Regions from separate parts of the Homo sapiens genome. Here region 2 is linked to region 1. Evidence: chromatin loops called from intact Hi-C (ENCODE). Cell type or tissue: endothelial cell of umbilical vein. All regions are shown on one strand. Each heading gives the region's core, and the rest is flanking DNA. Links, peaks and the distances in the headings are about the cores only.

The links. Hi-C counts contacts between places; a loop is a spot of excess contacts. Peaks named below come from ENCODE experiments on the same cell type or tissue, not always from the same donor. Only the 100,000 strongest peaks of a DNase experiment are listed, where the experiment ranks them.
Region 2: a loop joins it to region 1, with 2.3 times the contacts of the local background. A loop is called at or near these places in 10 of 110 quality-filtered maps.

What each region holds. Positions count from the first base shown.
Region 1 is chr2:196,367,203-196,376,296 of GRCh38, reverse strand. All of the region lies in intron 2 of HECW2 (HECT, C2 and WW domain containing E3 ubiquitin protein ligase 2), which reads left to right. Among named protein-coding and RNA genes, the nearest start is that of HECW2-AS1, 110 kb to the right of the region's middle. In endothelial cell of umbilical vein, for the core only: no CTCF peak of the experiment used is centred there; DNase peaks (open chromatin) are centred at 2,896 and 3,786; H3K27ac peaks cover 1,745 bases.
Region 2 is chr2:196,427,897-196,436,990 of GRCh38, reverse strand. It overlaps HECW2 (HECT, C2 and WW domain containing E3 ubiquitin protein ligase 2), which reads left to right. Exons shown (of 29, transcript NM_001348768.2): 2 at 3,533-3,859. The coding sequence starts at 3,568. It overlaps LOC105373822 (a long non-coding RNA gene), which reads right to left and starts at 8,738. Exons shown (of 3, transcript XR_923746.4): 1 at 8,696-8,738; 2 at 1,120-1,207. In endothelial cell of umbilical vein, for the core only: a CTCF peak has its summit at 4,843 (motif pointing left); DNase peaks (open chromatin) are centred at 1,650, 2,640 and 5,690; H3K27ac peaks cover 418 bases.

The DNA of each region.
Region 1 (9,094 bases), core at 366-8,365:
CAGTATGATGAGATTATTTTTGATGTGGCTTTTTGTCTATTATATTCTTAGTATCTCTTCAAATTGTTGTTTAAATAGTTGCTCTTAAATATACAAATTTGGAGACCAATAAGTTATGAAGTACTTCACACTTCTGGTTTGGGGCAAAGTTTGAGGGTAATAAAAGCTAAGATTCAGAATGTGTTATTATTCTTTTAATCAAAAATATGTATTGTGCCCTTCCCACCATTAGGTAATTGTTAGGAAAATGGAGATTAATAAAACGTGGTTCTGAGCCTGAAGGAACGTAGACTGATAGAGGGAATTGGACCTGACAGTGTATCCAAATGGACCAGATTTTCCTAACTGGCATAAGAAGGTACATGCGAAAGTACTTTGAATAGTAGACATATAAGCTTCAAGAACGTGTTCATCAGCCTTGGAAAAATGTATGGCATTGGTGATATAGAACAAGTGTCATTCATAATATCTGCATAACTGCAATACAGTAATAAGTAGAGGCTATTTCACTTTTATTCTGGACAATCTCCATTAGAAAAATTGAAATAGATGATGTTTCTCTGTAGACGTTTTCCCACCTCTCATGTTTGATTCCTTTTTCCTAGCCATTGCATGATACCAATATCCACATCTTTTTCCACTGTTGTGTTCCCACTAATAATCAATTTTGATTCTCAAGTATACACTTGCCAGTCTTTTACCCGTCCTGATGTTTTGAAAAAGGTTACCACTTCCTTTTCTTTCAAAACCCAGTGGTAACAAGCTGTGAAATTAAAAACATACTTCCCAAACTGGCAAAAACTATTATTTCAATGAAAAAAGTAAAAGTAGAATCTATTAAAGTTTATAGAGAAACTGGAAATATCTGTGATCATGAATGCTCACAATGATTGATTGCAGTGTGATTTCTGTGTGTGTCTGTCTGTGTCTGTTTCCAGTCAGAGTTAGAGAGGCTCTAAGATAGACTGGGACTCCGAATTCTTTTAATATTTATGTTTGATTTAAATTGATGTCATGATTCCATTTGGGACAGTTCTCTTTAAGTTGATATCTGCTGAATACTTGAAGTTTTGAATACAACAGCTCAACAGATTGAAACTAGTTTTCTTTTTCTTTTTTTTCTTTCTTTTTTTTTTTTGAGACTGAGTCTTACTCTGTTGCCCAGGCTAGAGTGCAGTGGCATGATCTCAGCTCACTGCTACCTCTGCCTCCTGGGTTCCAGCAATTCTGCCTCAGCCTCCCGAGTGGCTGGGATTACAGGTGCGCACCACCACGACTGGCTAATTTTTGTATTTTTTAGTAGAGACGGGGTTTCACCATGTTGGCCAAGCTGGTCTTGAACTCCTGACCTTGTGATCTGCCCACCTCGACCTCCCAAAGTGCTGGCATTACAGGCATGAGCCACTGCGCCCGGCCAAAACTAGTTTTCATGTGCCGTCTTTGCTTCTTTTTTTTTTTTTTTACTCTTCCCTTACTGGATGTATCCCACGTCTATGCTTTGTCCCCTAGAGGTGACCTTATGGTGGATGATACTTGTATTTTTTAGAATCTTGAGATATGAGTTGTTGATAATACTTTGTGGATAGCTACAAGGTCACTTTTTGGGGAAACTGCTTGATAAATGAAAACTTCTTTCTGAATATTTCATAAATCCACAGTACAAATAAGATTTTCAAATGTCAAAATAGTTGATGATTAAAGATAGATTTGCAAGGGCAGTGCAGAGGATGTAGAAAGATAAGAGAGAGATGCCAGCCTTCATTTTTTTCCTGTATTACTGTTTCTGTATTTGTCTGTGACACTAAGCCACAATGAAGCGTTTCTTTTCTGATTAGTAAGGTAATGCAAGTTCATTGTACACCACTTGGAAATTATGGACAAATATGAAGGACTTAGGTTTTCCAGCCAAGCTATAACTACTATGAACATTTTGGCATATTTCTTTTACAACTTTAAATATAGATTGTATACATATTTATTTTATAATCCAGTTAAGCTCCTATTGTACATATAATTTTGCAGTATGTTTTTCCACTTATTATCTCATGAACGTTTTCCATGTTATTAAAAATTATTTGAGAATATCATGGGATGGCTACATAATACCCTATAATATGACTGTACCACAATTTACCTTTTCATTAATTTCTGGACAGTTATTTAGCTTCTAATTATTATGAATCATGACATATTATTCACCGTTGAATTTATATAATCTTTGGTGGCACATATTTATTTATTTATTTATTTTATTTTATTTTTTTTGAGACGGAGTCTCTCTCTGTCGCCCAGGCTGGAGTGCAGTGGCGGGATCTCGGCTCACTGCAAGCTCCGCCTCCCGGGTTCACGCCATTCTCCTGCCTCAGCCTCCCAAGTAGCTGGGACTACAGGCGCCCGCCACTACGCCCGGCTAATTTTTTGTATTTTTAGTAGAGACGGGGTTTCACCGTTTTAGCCGGGATGGTCTCGATCTCCTGACCTCGTGATCTGCCCGCCTCGGCTTCCCAATGGTGGCACATATTTCTTGAGCATGCACCTTATTTTGCTTATCAAGCCATGGCAGATAATTTTTTTCATGTATAATCATTACTTTTTTGTTTGTTTCCCCTTGTACTCTTATCCTTTACTGAAGGAAGTTGTTAAATTTTAAAAACAATAGCTTTTTTTAAGTTTGAGATGTTTGTATATAAACCCTGAAATAGGTTAGAAGGTAAAATTACAAATCCTGATGACAGCAGTTTATGATGGAAATGCTTACGGACCTTTAAATATAGCTTGGTAGGGAAGGGTGGGAGTGAATCAAGTTGTTACAGTTTGTTCCAGGAAGGACATTTTGGATGAATGCCATCTGCTTTTACAAAGATGTCCTGTGATTTTAGTTATATTTGCTCCACTTAACCTTTCCCAAAGTGTGCTGAAACAAATGTATGTGGTACACTAAAAGAAATTAACATAATTATAATTCCTTTGGTTAATTGAAAACAGGCAATTCTTTTTCTCCAAAGATGTTACTTGAATTACAAACAAAGTACTGAATTTGAACATGGTTTGGGCATGTTAGATAACCTAGATCAAGGAGACTGCAGAGGCCAGTTCATCTAGCCAGCTGCCTTCCTGGTGGACTATCCTTTATCTATTTTGTGTACTTGTCAGAGTGAGAAAATTCCAAGAACTTCTCTAGATTTTATTTCAGTGATTTAGAGTCTTCCTTGTTAAGAATAACAACACTCATATCTGAGCTTTTACTGCAGCAAGCGTGGACTCTGCACCAGGTCGTGTGCTGCTGACTTTATGTAGCTTCACAATCCTCTCAAAATTGTACTGGCTGTGCCTCGTTATCCCAATTGTACAGATGTGAAAACTAAAGTTTAGGGAGTTAAATCACTTGGCCAACCTCACACAGCTAAAAAGGTGTCCATTTTTGGCCGCGGAACCAAAGCTGTTCTGGACAGCCTACAAGCTGTCAGAGAGTTCTTAGTCATATAGTTAACCGATTACATGAGAAAATGTCTTAAAAATTGGGTTTCTAAAAAAAATGTTAAGCAAATAAAATGAACAAATTTAGTGTGCAACTTATAAGCATCAGAAAGCAAATTTGGACACTTAATAGTTGACTTCCTAACTCTTCTCAAAGGGGGACACAATTAGGTAGGGAGGAAAAAATCCTCATTTTTATTCTTCCTGGCCAGAGATCTTGGCAACTGGGAAAGTGGTTGCTATTATTGTGACTTTACCCATTGTATGCACAGATTCATACTTCCAGGTTCTCCATCCTACACCTTTTATAAACACCATGTTTAACTTGGAAAGGGAAAATGTTATTCTTGGCAACACTTATATACCAAAAGTAGAAACTGTAGGGGACCACCAAAGGATATTATCAACCAGGAAGCAGATACCGTAAAGAATATATCTAACATTTAACTTTAATACTGTTCACAGTGCAGGTCTTCAATAAGGGAGAAAATTATGATTCAAAGTTTACTAGGAGGCAGGGAAACCACAAAATGAGATCCGTGTCCCATGTATTTATGACTAGAATAATTTACTGATACTTTGTGCTTCTTATTACTGTTATTGCCACATATCAAGAAAATCATTAGATAGTTGATAGGGACCTGGCATTAAGATGAGCAAAGCAGTTAAAGGACCTGCTTTTTGAGAATAGCAGAATGAGAGACCATAGTTTCATGTTAGCAAAAATGCACAGATAGGGTACAGATATTAATACAATGATAGCATTCGTCACTGAATCCTCAAATGTTAAGACTCAAGGGTCTCTTTGAAAATTAAAAGAAAAATAAAAGTGAAAAAGTACTACTTTACACTGTTGAAAGTAAACTTTTAAGAAATGTTACTAAAATGTTATTCTAAAAGGGGATACAAGCTAAAAAGAAGTTGGTAGATTCACAGAAAACAGAGATCGTTCATTGCTGACAGATTCACAGTAAGTAATTATGAGAAGTTGAGGATATTCACTTTTGTATTAAAATCCTGGGTTAGGAGAGGCTCACTGGACTAACCAAGAAGGCCGGTTCTTCTCTGTAGAGTTCACCAGTGCTTCGCAGACTACCTGTGGACATTGATCTTTTGTAAAATAGAGTGAAAATAAGCTAGTAGAAAAAGAAATGGAATAAAATACAAGATCTATAAAATATGAGTCCAAAATTTTATTATTAGATTGAATAGACATAAAATTACTCTGACAAATTTCTGTAAAAGTTTCTAAGAGCTTCCAGTCAGTTTCTAGACCTATCTCAGATTATAAACAACCAATTCATGGACCAGCACTTACCCATGGCCCACATTTTGTGGAGCACTGTTCTCAGCTTAAATAGAATCTAAAACTTTGTTCTCATGTTAGTGCCCCTTTCTGTCTTCTTTATTCCTGTACTTGCTTGTCCTTTTACTATGCTTTTTTATTCTTTATTTAAAAGTAGATTGAACATAATAATTGTGAGCTGTTAAGGTAGGGGACACATTACAGGTACAGATGTATGTCTGTTTTTGAGTTTAATAAAATGAATATGCAAAATCAAAAATGACATGTACCTATACGTGTACATTAATATATGGACTATTGGATTTTAAGACTCTACACCATTGTCTGTTAGAAATGTGGTTCAAAGAGTACCTGTATCAGAATTAGCTGAGGTAACTGTTTAAAAATGCAGACTTTAGGGGGCAGAGCAAGATGGTGGAATAGAAGCCTCCACTGATTGTCCTCTTACAGTAACACCAAATTGAACGACTCTCCACACACAAAAAAACACCTTCATAAGAACCAAAAATCAGATGAGCAATCACAGTATCTGGTTTTAATTTCATGCCACTGAAAGAGGCATTGAACAGGGTAGGAGAGAGAGTTTTTCATTGCTGACACTGCATCCCCCCTATCCTCCAGCAGCAGCAAGTGGCACAGAGAGAGAATCTGTGCGCTTAGGGGAGGGAGAATGCAGTGATTGTGGGACTTTGCATTGAAATGCTGTGCTGTATTGTCACAGCAGAAAGCAACGCTGGGCAGAACCTAGCTGGCACCCACAGAGGGAGCATTTAGATCAGCCCTAGCCAGAGGGGAATCACTCATTCTAGCAGTCAGAACCTGAATCCCAGGAAGCCTCGCCACCATGGGTTAAATTGCTCTGGGGTTGTAAATAAACATTAAAGGCAGTCTAGACCACAAGGACTGCAATTCCTGGGCAAGTCCTGGTGCTGTGCTGGGCTTAGAGCCAGTAGACTTTGGGGGCTTGTGACCTAGTGAGACACCAGCTGGGGTAGCCAGGGGAGTGCTTGTGCCATCCCTCTCCCACCCCCAGGCAGCACAGCTCACAGTTCCAAAAGAGACCCCTGCATTCCACTTGAGGAGAAGAGAGGAAAGAATAAAGAGGACTTTGTCTTGCAACTTGGATACCAGCTCAGCCACAGTAGGATACGACACCAGACAGAGTCTTGAGGCTTCCATTCCAGGCCCTAGCTCCTGGATGACATTTTAGACACAGCCTGGGCCAGAAGGGAACTCACTTCCTTGAAGGGAAGGACTCAGACCTGTCAGGATTCATCACCTGCTGACTAAAGAGCCCTTGGGCCCTAAATAATCAGCAGCAGTATCCAGGTAGTACTCACCATGGGCCTTGCTGAGACTTGGAGACATGCTGGCTTCAGGTATGACCCAGCAGATTCCCAGCTGTGGCAGCTAAGGGGAGGGACTCCTTCTGCTTGAGAAAAGAAGAGGGAAGAGTAAGGGGACTTTGTCTTACTGCTTAGGTACCAGCTTGTCCACAATGGGTGAGGACACTCCCCACTGGTGTCCTCAATTCTAGGTCTTGGCTTTTAGATGGCATTTCTGGAAATACCCTGGGCCAGAGGGGAGCCCACTGCTCTAAAGGGAGAGTTCCAGGCCTGGCAGCATTCACCACAAGCTGACTAAAGAGCTTTGTAAGCCTTGAATGAATATCAGTAGTAGCCAGGCAGTGCTCACCATGGACCTAGGGCAGTAGTGGCCATAGGGAGAAATGCCTCTGTTTGTGGAAAGATGAGGGCAGAGTGGAAGGACTTTGTCTTGTGGCTTGGGTGCCAGCTCAGCTGCAGTGGAATAGAACATCAAGTATATTCCTAAGGTTTCCTACTCTAGGCCCTGGTTCCTTGATGGCATCTTTAGGCCTGCCCAGGACTGAGGGGATTTTGCTGCCCTGAAGGGAAAGACACAAGCTTGGCTAGCTTTGTTATGTGCTGTGCTGATTGTAGAGCCCTAGGCCCTTGAGTGAACATAGGTGGTAGCCAGGCAGTGGTTAACATGTGCCTTGGGTGAGACCCAGTGCTGTGCTGGCTTCAGGTCTGACCCAGTGCAGTCCCAGTGGTGGTGACAACAGGAGTCCATGTGTCATTCCTCTCTTAGGTTCAGAGAGCTCATCAGTGAGAGAGAGAGAGAGAGAGAGAGAGAGAGAGAGAGAGAGACTCCATTTGTTTAGGAGGAGTAAGGGAAGAGAAAAAGAGTTTCTACCAGGTAATCCACAGAATTCTTCTAGATCCTATCCAAGACTACCAAGGTGGTACCTATAGGAGTCTGCAAGACTCACGCTGTTACTAGGCTTGGGATGCCCCCTAATGAAGATGTGGCTGCAGTGATCAAAAACTTAGATCACAACACCAAAGTCCCTTAAATATCTGGAATACCTTCAAAGAAAGACAGGCACAAACAAGCCCAGACTGTAAAGACTGCAATAAATACCTAACTCTTCAAAGCCCAGACCCTGAAGAACATTCACAAGCATCAAGACCACCCAGGAAAACATGACCTCACCAAAGGAACTAAATAAGACACTGGTGACCAATCCTGGAGAGGCAGGTATTTGTGGTCAGTCAGACAGAGAATTCAAAGTGACTGTTTTGAGGAAACTAAAAGAAATTCAAGTAAACAAAGAGAAGGAATTTTGAATCCTATCAGATAAGTTAAACAAAGAGCTTGAAATAACTAAAAAGAGTCAAGCAGAAACTCTGGAGTTGGAAATGCAACTGACATATTGAAGAATGCCTCGGAGACTCTTAGCAGCAGAATTGATCAAGCAGAAGAAAAAATTATCTTGAAGACAGGCTATTTGAAAACACACAGTCAGAGGAGACAAAAAAGAATAAAAAAGAATGAAGCATGCCTACAAGATCTAGAAAACAGCCTCAAAAGGGCAAATCTAAGTTATTGGCCTTAATCAGGAGGTAGAGAGAGATAGTGGTAGAAAGTTTATTCAAAGAGATAATAACAGAAAACCTCCCAAACCTAGAGAAAGATATCAATATTCAAATACAAGAAGGTTATAGAACAGCAAGTAGATTTAACTAAAACAAGACTACCTCAAGACATTTAATAATGGAACTCCCAAAGGTCAAGGATAAAGAAAGGATGCTAAAAGCAGTAGGAGAAAAGAAACAACGTACAATGGACTTCCAATATATCTAGCAGCAGAGAAGTGCACAGCAAAACTGCAATGAGATATCATCTTACCCCAGTTAAAATGGCTTTTAAAATGCTGGTGAGGATATGAAGAAAAGGGAACCCTTGTACACCTTGGTAGAAATGTAAATTAGTACAACCACTATGGAAAACAGTTTGGAAGTTCCTAAAAACTAAACATTGAACTAACATATGATCCAGCAATTACACTGCTAGGTATATATGTAAAAGAAAGGAAATCAGCATATCGAAGAGATATCTGCACTGTTTGCTGCAGCACTGTTCACAATAGCCAAGATTTGAAAGCAACCTAAGTTTATAACAGCAGACGAATGGAAAAAGAAAATGTGATATATATATATGTATCATATATATGTATCTCATATATGTATCATATATATGTATCTCATATATATATGTATCTATGTATCTCATATATATATGTATCTATGTACCATACACACACACACACACAAACACACACACACACACACACAATGGAGTACTATTCGGCCATGAAAAAGAATGAGATCCTGTCATTTGCAACAACATGGATGATACTGGAGGTCATTATGTTAAGTGAAATAAACCAGGGACAGAAAGACACACTTCGCATGTTGTCACTTACTTGTGGGAACTAAACATGAAAACAATTGAACTCATGAAGATAGAGGATAGAATGATGGTTACCAGAGGCTGGGAAGGGTAGTGGGTTGCGGGGGAAGTGCAGATGGTTTATGTATAAAAAAATATGGTTAGATAGAATGAATAAGATCTAGCATTTGGTAGCACAACAGGGTGACAACAGTCAACAATAATTTATTGTACATTTAAAAGTAACTAAGAGTATAATTGAATTATTTTTAACACAAAGAAAGGATAAATGCTTGAGGTGATGAATACTTCATTTACCCTGATGTGATTATTATGCATTGTATGCCTGTATCAAAGTATCTCATGTACCCTGTAAATATAGGCACCTACCATGTACCCACAACAATTAAAAATTAAAAAATGCAAACGCCTAAGACCCATCCTATACCTACTGAATCACAATTTCTGTAATTTGCTCTATGGAGTCTGAATTTTAAACATGAGTCCCAGATGATTCTAAGACACGTAAAATTTAAGAACTACTCTTTCAGCATG
Region 2 (9,094 bases), core at 545-8,544, 61 kb before region 1:
AAAGTGCTTTGGAAAAGGTTAAGCCCATTATAAATATGTTTTTATCACTTTCAGATGCCCTACAACATTTATTGTCCCCACAAATTTGTTAAGACTAATTATACATGTATATAAAGTGCCATTGATACCAGCTTGAATTATCTCATATATGAATATTTGCTTTTGTTCCCCAAAATTTCAAGTTCCCACAGGGAAAGGGCTATGTTAGGAAAAGAAAAGAAAGAAATTGAAAAAAAAAAAAACCTTACTCTTTTTACTATTTAGCATACACTGCAGCTTTATGGTAGACATGTAGTAGTAGATGCTCCATACATTTTTGCAGGTGCAATTAAGCTAGCAGATTCACACATTTCTAGCTCTTTTTGTTCTTTCACTGAAAACAAATATGTATTATGTATTTGGTTTTTGGCCCTTAGTTGCGTGTCTTTTCTTGTTAGAATGCAGGCTTTTTTGAACTAGGGACTTTGACTTTTGCTCTGTTGTATCCTTAATGCTTTTCACTTAGGAGGAGCACAGTTATTTTTGCATGAACGATGAACCCACTACTGGTGATGAAGTTGAGTTTCAACTTTTTTTTTTTTTTTTTTTTTGAGATGGAGTCTCGCTCTGTCGCCCAGACTGGAGTCCAGTGGTGCAATCTCTGCTCACTGCAAGCTCCGCCTCCTGGGTTCATGCCATTCTCCTGCCTCAGCCTCCCGAGTAGCTGGGACTACAGGCACCCGCCACCACGCCTGGCTAATTTTTTCTATTTTGTAGTAGAGATGGGGTTTCACCATGTTAGCCAGGATGGTCTCAATCTCCTGACTTCATGATCCGCCTGCGTCGGCCTCCCAAAGTGCTGGGATTACAGGCGCGTGCCACCAGGCCCGGCTCGAAGACCAGGGAATGGCTCTTGTCAGTGTTATGGGGCCAAAGCTTGGGCTCTGAGATATCTGAGGTCCTCACTGCCTACAAGGCTCTTTTGTTTCTGTTAGGCGCTATGCTTTGAAATACTGAAGATGCTGATTAAGTAGAAGGGGTGGTGGGAATTATGGGAGTATTAAAACCAGTTCTTGATATAATTAAAGTAGAATGTAGTCACATAATGGTATTAATAACTAAACTTGACCAAGCACTTACTATATGCCAGACACTGTTTGAAATGTTTTATCTGTACTGATTTATTTAGTTCTCTCCAAAATCCTATGAGGCAGATGTTATGTTCTTCCTGGATAGGTGGGGAAACAGAGGGACAGAGAGTTAAAATAAATTGTCTAAGATCATAGAGTGATAGAAAGTAAAGATATAACCGAAATCCAGAAGTTGGGCTTCAGAGCTTTTTCTCTTAGCTGCTGTGCTAACCTGTCTCTCTGCTTAAATACAGATAATTTAAAAACAGTAATGTGGGCATACATACATGTTATTTCACTTTTTTCTAGAGAGGAATAATTGTCAGTATTTCTTCTGTTGTGATTTTAAGCTATAAGGGTTGTGGCCTATTTCTTTCTTTCAGGGAAGTAGTTTAGTTATATACAGCCTGCATTTTTTATTCAACTACAATGTGTTAGGAGTTGATTATTTATAGTTCTTGCTGAAGCTGATGTGCTGCATGACTCACTGAGTTTATAAAGAAATAATGGCCTGTTGAAAGTCAGTAAAATGAAATTTCTTGAAACTATCAGATTAGAAGTTGACCTGTATTTTAAGCTTCATAGATTGGAGATTTTCTAATAATTATGGATTCTTTTATGGTATCAGAGTTACCATAGACCACATACAGAAAATAAGTGCCAACTTTATGAAGAGAGATATGGGATTTAAAACCATTGAACTGAGTAAATCAGCTTATCTGTTCATTTTTATTTCTATCCTTTTCACAAAAGATATCTTGTCCAAGTTATTTTCATTCAAGAGATAGTGCTCAAAGTATGAGATCTACTTTATGGCAGAAACTATTTGAATAAATACATTTGCAAGTGCTATAAACCTAGCACAGGAGCATGTCCTCTTCATCCAAAGTGTCTGTGAACTCAATGGGAGGATGGGAGAAAAAACCCTATCTTCCCTTGCCCTCCTCTCAGACTCAGTAGCCAAGGTCGTTAGCTGTCATGTAAATATTGCACCCAAGGTTACTTTGTTTGTTTTTTAAATGAAAACTCATGCAGTGGGTGTTGAAATATATCATATGAGAAGTGGTAGTGTGAGTGGCAGAAAGTTTTTTCATAGACTTCCCAGGACCCAATAGGGTTTGCCCTGAGATGAAACATGGCATAATGAAGATGGTGGCAGGTACCAAGATTGCGGAATAAATGTGAAATCCATAAATTCATGAGTGGATTATGTAGTTCTGAAAGGGATGGTACAGAAGAAAATCAGATCAATTCTATGTAAAGCTAGTGAGATCCGAGTGAGGTAATGTAAACCCATGGCAAACAGGTAAGGCGCTGGTAGATAGAACCTTAGTTGTGCTGCGTTAAAGTACAGGAGGTACTGGAGTCTCTGTCTGTATCTGGAAGTATTTTATAACTAGACTCAGTGAGCCAAAAAGGGGCTGTCTAAGTTCCAACAGGGAAGGCCTTGTTCCTTTGGAACCAAAGGAAATAGCTTATCGGGAGCCAAAGGAAATAGCTTATCATGATCCAGATGGCCCAAATAATGTGGACCAGCCAGAAAGTCAGGATGGCAAGGGGCAGGCTCAGGAAAGGGACTGGAGATAAAAGTTATTTCAAGAAGTATCTAGGAGAAAGATGCTTACTCTTCCTGCATCTGTTATTTAACAAATATTTATCGACATGTACCGTGTAGCAGGCACTGTTGTAGACACTGGGGATAAAGTAGCCAACAAAACAGATGAAAATCCCTGCCTTTGTGAAACTTACATTCTTGTCAGGGGAAGTAGACAATAACCAAATAAATAAGTAAATTGTATGGTACGTTAGATCACAAAAATTGCTATAGAGAAAAATCAAGAAAGGAGGGATGGGGAATGCTGGGGTGCTGCAGTTTTAAATGTGATGGCCACTGTATTTAGGAGAAGAGGTAACATTTGAGCAAGCTCCTGAAAAGATTTCAGTGAGTTACATTCTTATGCTAAGGAAACTGAGCAAGTGAACTTGTACTTAATGGTGTACTTCAACTGTATTTAGCATGTGTCTCGCTATTTTAAAATTTCATTGCAGCAGCAAATAAATATGTGTGTGGGATGGAAAACGAGAAGAGGATGCCATGTTTGAACGTGGGGTGTTTGGGAAAGGATAGACCTAAAAGGGATGGCAAGGAAATCCTCTCCTCCTTGATTGCTAGGAGAAAGCTGTGCCAAGTGAAATCGAGGGTCGCAGGCATGTGACAGCCTTTGCCATCATGTGACTTGACTCTATAGAAGCTGTTTCTGACATCATCATTTAACAGTAGAATAATAGGTTTTATTTTGACAACAGAAGATTATTGCATGATCAGGCTTATTAAACACCCTTTAAGGCTTTATGTCTGGAAAGCTTAAATCTGATTCTTCGTATTGTAGCACTAATGTTTTATGTTTATCTGTCTCTTGCAGCTTTGTAGGCAGCCAATCCCAGAGAAGCAGACGGGATGGCTAGTTCAGCCCGGGAGCACCTGCTTTTTGTGAGGCGTCGAAATCCCCAGATGCGGTACACATTGAGCCCAGAGAACCTCCAGAGCCTTGCCGCCCAGAGCTCCATGCCAGAGAACATGACCCTGCAGCGGGCCAACAGCGACACCGACCTGGTGACTTCTGAGAGCCGCTCCAGCTTAACTGCCAGCATGTACGAGTACACGCTGGGGCAAGCCCAGAACCTCATTATCTTCTGGGACATTAAAGAGGAGGTGGACCCCAGTGATTGGATTGGACTTTATCATATAGGTGAGTCAAGTGGAATGGACTTGCATGTGACTCAGAGCATACAAGTTTTTAGTTTGACATTTTTACCATTCTGTATTTTCTTCTGGAAAAAAATTCACATGCACATATACACATAGCAGATTCTGGGAATTTATTTTTTTTCTTCTTTGGGAGGAGGAGATTCAACAGTACATTTGCTTATATTATGAAGTTTGTGGTTACATCTCTACCTCATTAAATGTCAGAACCTTCAGAACCTGCAGGTGTTACAGTATTTTCTCTTAGGTCGATGCAAAAGTAATTGCACCAATAAAACTTCACCTTTCTCTTGATCAGCAGTCCCATTTTAGAAAGAGATATCTATTAACATTTACTAACATTTTTAAACTGATGAAAGAGACGTGTAGATTTAGATGACATATTTTAAAAGCTCTGTATTTTCTAAAATTTGAGTTTTGTTAAGAACTACTTGTAGCCTAAGATGTCTTTTTATTTTTAAATTTCATGACTCTGTTCTAGATCAATTAGGGGAAGGAAGTGTCATGTTTTCCTGACAAATGACTTATAAATAATTGCTATTTGCTTTAATAAAAACAGTTCAGCTCTGTTTAGCTAATTTACGCTTGTTGTTCTTAGTGAACTTACATTTGCTGAGTGAGCGATGAATGAAACATCCCAAAAAGTACGATGTCTGCCACATTGGAAAGCAAAAATCTAACCTACCAACTAAACAAAAAGAAAATTGAAATCCAACCCAATAATAAAATCTAACATTTTCCAAAGTTGGAGAACTTTTTCATTGAATGAAGAAAATTCTCTCCAAAATTTAGCATCAGATATTAGGAAGACATTGTTGCTTTCAATGTAAGTTGTAAGCCAAGCATCCCCCCATCACCCCGCCGCCCTTTTTTTTTTAACGAATAAATCAGAGGAAAAAAAGACCCATCTGTTTATGGCAGTACTTCTTAGCCAGGGAAGATTTTGCCCCCTAGAGGACATTCGGCAAGGTTTGGAGACATTTTTGGTTGTCACAACTGGGTAGGGGGATATGAAGCCAGGGTGCTGTAAAACATCCAACAATGTAAAGGACAGCCTCCCTCCACAGTGATCTAGCCCCAAATGCCAATAGCACCACTGTTGAGAAGCCCTGTTTGAGGCAAAACAACACTCTTGCTGAAATTTTGTTAGATTGTTAAAGCCACTGAAATTTATTTTTCTCTGGGATAAAGAATTTTATATTGACTGAAATAAAAACATTTGATTTGTATTCACTTATATAACTCTTAATGGTTAATCATGCTGGAAAGCAAAAAATCTAAACTGGGCAAAGCTTTAATGAATTGTTATCTCTCTTTTTTTTCCTTATGGTAAACAAAAAAGGGGAAAAGTCTTCACAGCATTTTCCCTAAGTGTGTTTTAAAATATAATCAAATTGAGGAAGATACATAATTTAAAAATTACATTTGTATCATTATGTTCACAAAAAGTCTTAGTTTTGTTGGGACTTTAGATGTAACCCTTTTGATTTGAATGTAATTTCACTCTTTTGCACTTCATATAACTTCTCTTTAGACTTTCTCATTTTTTACCATTTTAGCTTTTATTTTATAATCTTAATAGAAGACTTAATATGAGACTACAAATACCAAATTGTAGTTTAAAAAATCCTTTTATGATATTTATTTGGGAAATAATCAGTTTTACTTTCTCATATAAGATGATTTATTTTGTGTACGAATAACTTAATCTTTAAACTGCTAGAATCACTTAAAAAGTTGATTCCCATACACACACTTGCTTTATTTCCCTGTCTAAATTTAATCAGGAAGGAACTAAGGAATTCCAACCGCAATGAATCTTATCTCCAAGTGACCAAACCCACAAAATCTTGATGTTGTTATATTTTACTTTCTAGAGGAAGAAGTATAGGTCAGAGTCCTAAGTCTGGAATTAATCCAAGGTTGTCACTAGGAAAGCAGAATTAGGAAATAAATCCCTTTTGAAAAATGATAACTCTTCATCAGTTTATTTCAAGAAGCTTCTGTGTCTTTCTCATGTAAGTTATCATTGTGTCTTTGTTCCCCTGTATGTTACATGTCTTTTTTCCCCTCCTTTGGCTACTTTCAAGATTTTTCTCTTTATCTTGGTTTCCAGCAGTTTGTCTATGCTATACTTAGGTGTGATTTTCTTTTTATTTATTCCAGTTGATATTCTCTGAGCTTCGTAAGTTAATGTTTTTGATGAAATTTGGACAAATGTTGGCCACTATTTCTTCAAATATTTTTTCTGTTTTTATTTTTTTCTTCTTTTTCTGAGATGCCAGTTATGCATATGTTAGAATCATTTCATGTTGTTCTGCAAGGCCCCGAGGCTCTCGTTCATTTTCCTTCAACATCTTTCCTCTTTGATATTCAAATTTGATAATTTCTATTTATCTATCTTCAAGTTCACTAACTTTGCCCTTTTTTTGTCTTCATTCTGTTGTCAGTCCCACCCAATGGATTTTTAAACTTTGAGTTATTTGACTTTTCATTTCTAGAATATGCATTTCTCTTTTTCTAGTTTTCATTTCTCTTATGAGATTTCTTGTGTGTTAACTCATTCAGATCATATTTTTGTTCAGTTCTTCAAACTGAATTGAATATAGCTACTTTAAAGATTCTGTCTTCTAATTTCAACATCTAGGCCATCTCATGATCAGTTCCTATTGACTATTTTTTTTTTCATTGACCATGGTTCTTATTTTTTGGTTTCTTTGCATAGCTAGCACTTTTTGATTTTACACTGGATATTAAGGATTCTATGTGGTAGAAATTCTGAATTCTGTGGAATAACAGTGTTGATTTTTTTTCTAATAAGCAGGTTTATTTCTTTGAGCTTGTATAGGTTTGATTTTTTACACTTTGTTAGACTGGATCTGTGGAAAGGCCAGTGTATTTTTCTACTATTTCTAACTTGATGGAATTCATCCTCCGAATTTGGTCTCCCCTGTGAATTTTGTTAGGTCTTGCTTTTGGGCTGTGGTAAAATCAGTGTATGGTAGGCCTTATATTAGTACATTCTGCTTACTCCTGAGCAGCAGCATTTCTGATGTCTTAGCTGGATACCTGGAGTGCTAGCCAGGTCTCTTCACTCTGGCTGGGCTGTAGCTCCAGCATTCACCAGCACTGCTTAACCTCTGGTCACTCTGTTTTCCTCTCAGCCCTGTAAAGCTGCTCTCTATAAAGCCTTGGTCATTTCTTTCTGAGCATGTGCACCCCAGACCTTGGCCAAGATTTGTAGGGGATCCCCTTTGTGGACTTCTGGCCCTCATCCTTCTAGAGCTCTTTTCTTTCCAGGGCCCTGGCCTGGAGATTCTAGTACTCCGGTTGACTCAGACTCAGATCTCTGTATCCAAGCTCAGCAGAACTGCTATGGACTCTAGCTTCTTGCTCTACACTCAGGAAATTGTCCTCCATCTGAGATCTGGGTGATCATAGAGTCACCTCATAAGTTTCTCTTTTCTCTGAGATTATAGTCTAATACCATCTGTTTTCCAATGTCTGAAAACCACTTCTACTTCTAATTTTACAGTTATGTACATTGGGAAAGCTAGTCTGGTGCTAATTACTTCATTAAGGCCTGAAGCGGAAGTTCCTTTATAATTTGATTTAGGGTGGGAGATAAGAGGTCTCAATTTTCCCCTCTAGCCATTTCCAAAGAACTGAATAAAATTGATTGCTTACATCTATGTTGTCACTTCTTACTGTATTTTCTAATAGATTTCTATCCCTAGCAGGAAAGAGGGATGAGGACCTGGCATCCCAGACCCCACAAGGGTCCATTTTCTGCCCCCTTCGCTCTGTAGTCAGAACCCTGATAGGGTCATTGTGAGCAGTAAGTCCTTAATCTCAGGGCAGGTAGGCCCCCCCCAGGCTCAGGAAAGGTCTAAACTTGTATGCTAATCCAAACATTGAGTAGTCTAGAAGTAGACATGTGACTCGGTTCTTGCCCATGAGATCTAATGGGAAACCTTTGGGGGAACTTTGCTTTCCAATGAAAAGCCAGAGTTTCATGAAGAGTCTTTTAAACTTCCTCTTCTCTTGTACTTGGAACTCTGGTGAAAAGACACGATTTCTTGAGCTGTTGCATCCATGTAGCAATCATGAGGCATCAATCAAGAGAATAAAAAGCTATGGATGGCAGAGCAGAAAATAGATCTTGGACTGGCACTCTGAAGTTCATGTTATATGTGGGAAAAAATGTTCTTCTCTTGGTTTAAGTCAGCAGCAGGCTTTCTTGTACCTGCAGTTGTTCCTAATAGAGCCACTAACACAGCTAGAAATACAAGAAAGGGAAAAGGGTAACAACTGCTTTTAAAGGCAAGATAAAGAATGAGTGGGCTGCTTTGGTAGTTACTACTTCGTGGAGAGTGTTAAGGACTATTTTAATATCTGTGAAAGCCACCAGGTTGTTTTTAAAAGAAGCAACAACAATTTTGATATAAAAATTCTGAACACAGTAACTCCAAGCCATGTGGAAATTTTCAGTGCTTTAATAGGACCAATACTGTGTTGGGAATAATCTTTCAAATGAGTAATTAATAACATGAAAATGTGCAAAACAATTTTTTGGATACTATTAAATGAAAGTAGGTAAAATGATACATTTGGAGAGGAAGTGAAAGAAAAGAGGAAACACCATGCTAGAACAGGAAAAGATTTTTGAGGTTCAGGTTAAGTCACAAATTTAATACTGTGTGGCTAAACAGGAACATGCATAATAAATTCTCTCTTGGGCTCTGTGAAATAGATGTGCTGAGAATCCAGGTTTCGTAACAATAGCATGTATGTCAGAAATAGCTTCAGATTTCTATACCTTTTGGTAGGAAGCAGCCTCTCCCCTTCAGTTGTGTCCTGAGAAGCCTGTTTCCTAGCAACTTCTAGTTTTAGTTATGGAACAGAGAGATGGTCTCTATAGAAATAAGTCCCAAAGGAGAAGGAATTTAGTAGAACATCAAGCTGACGAGGTGTGGCTTGTTGGCACACTCTGCATTTTGATTGTGTTTCTCTTGGCTTACATTTTCTTCCCCTCTAGAAGTGTGAGTTTTGTTTTTGTTTGGCTCATTGTGCAGAATGTTTTGAACTGTACAACTCACTCCAGATGACTTGTAGCACTTCTAATCTGGAGGGAAAACATATGCATGTGAATCAGAAAAGTAAATCCTTCTTTAGGCATTTTTAGGCAGTAAATAGGCCCTATTGGAAATACAAAGAA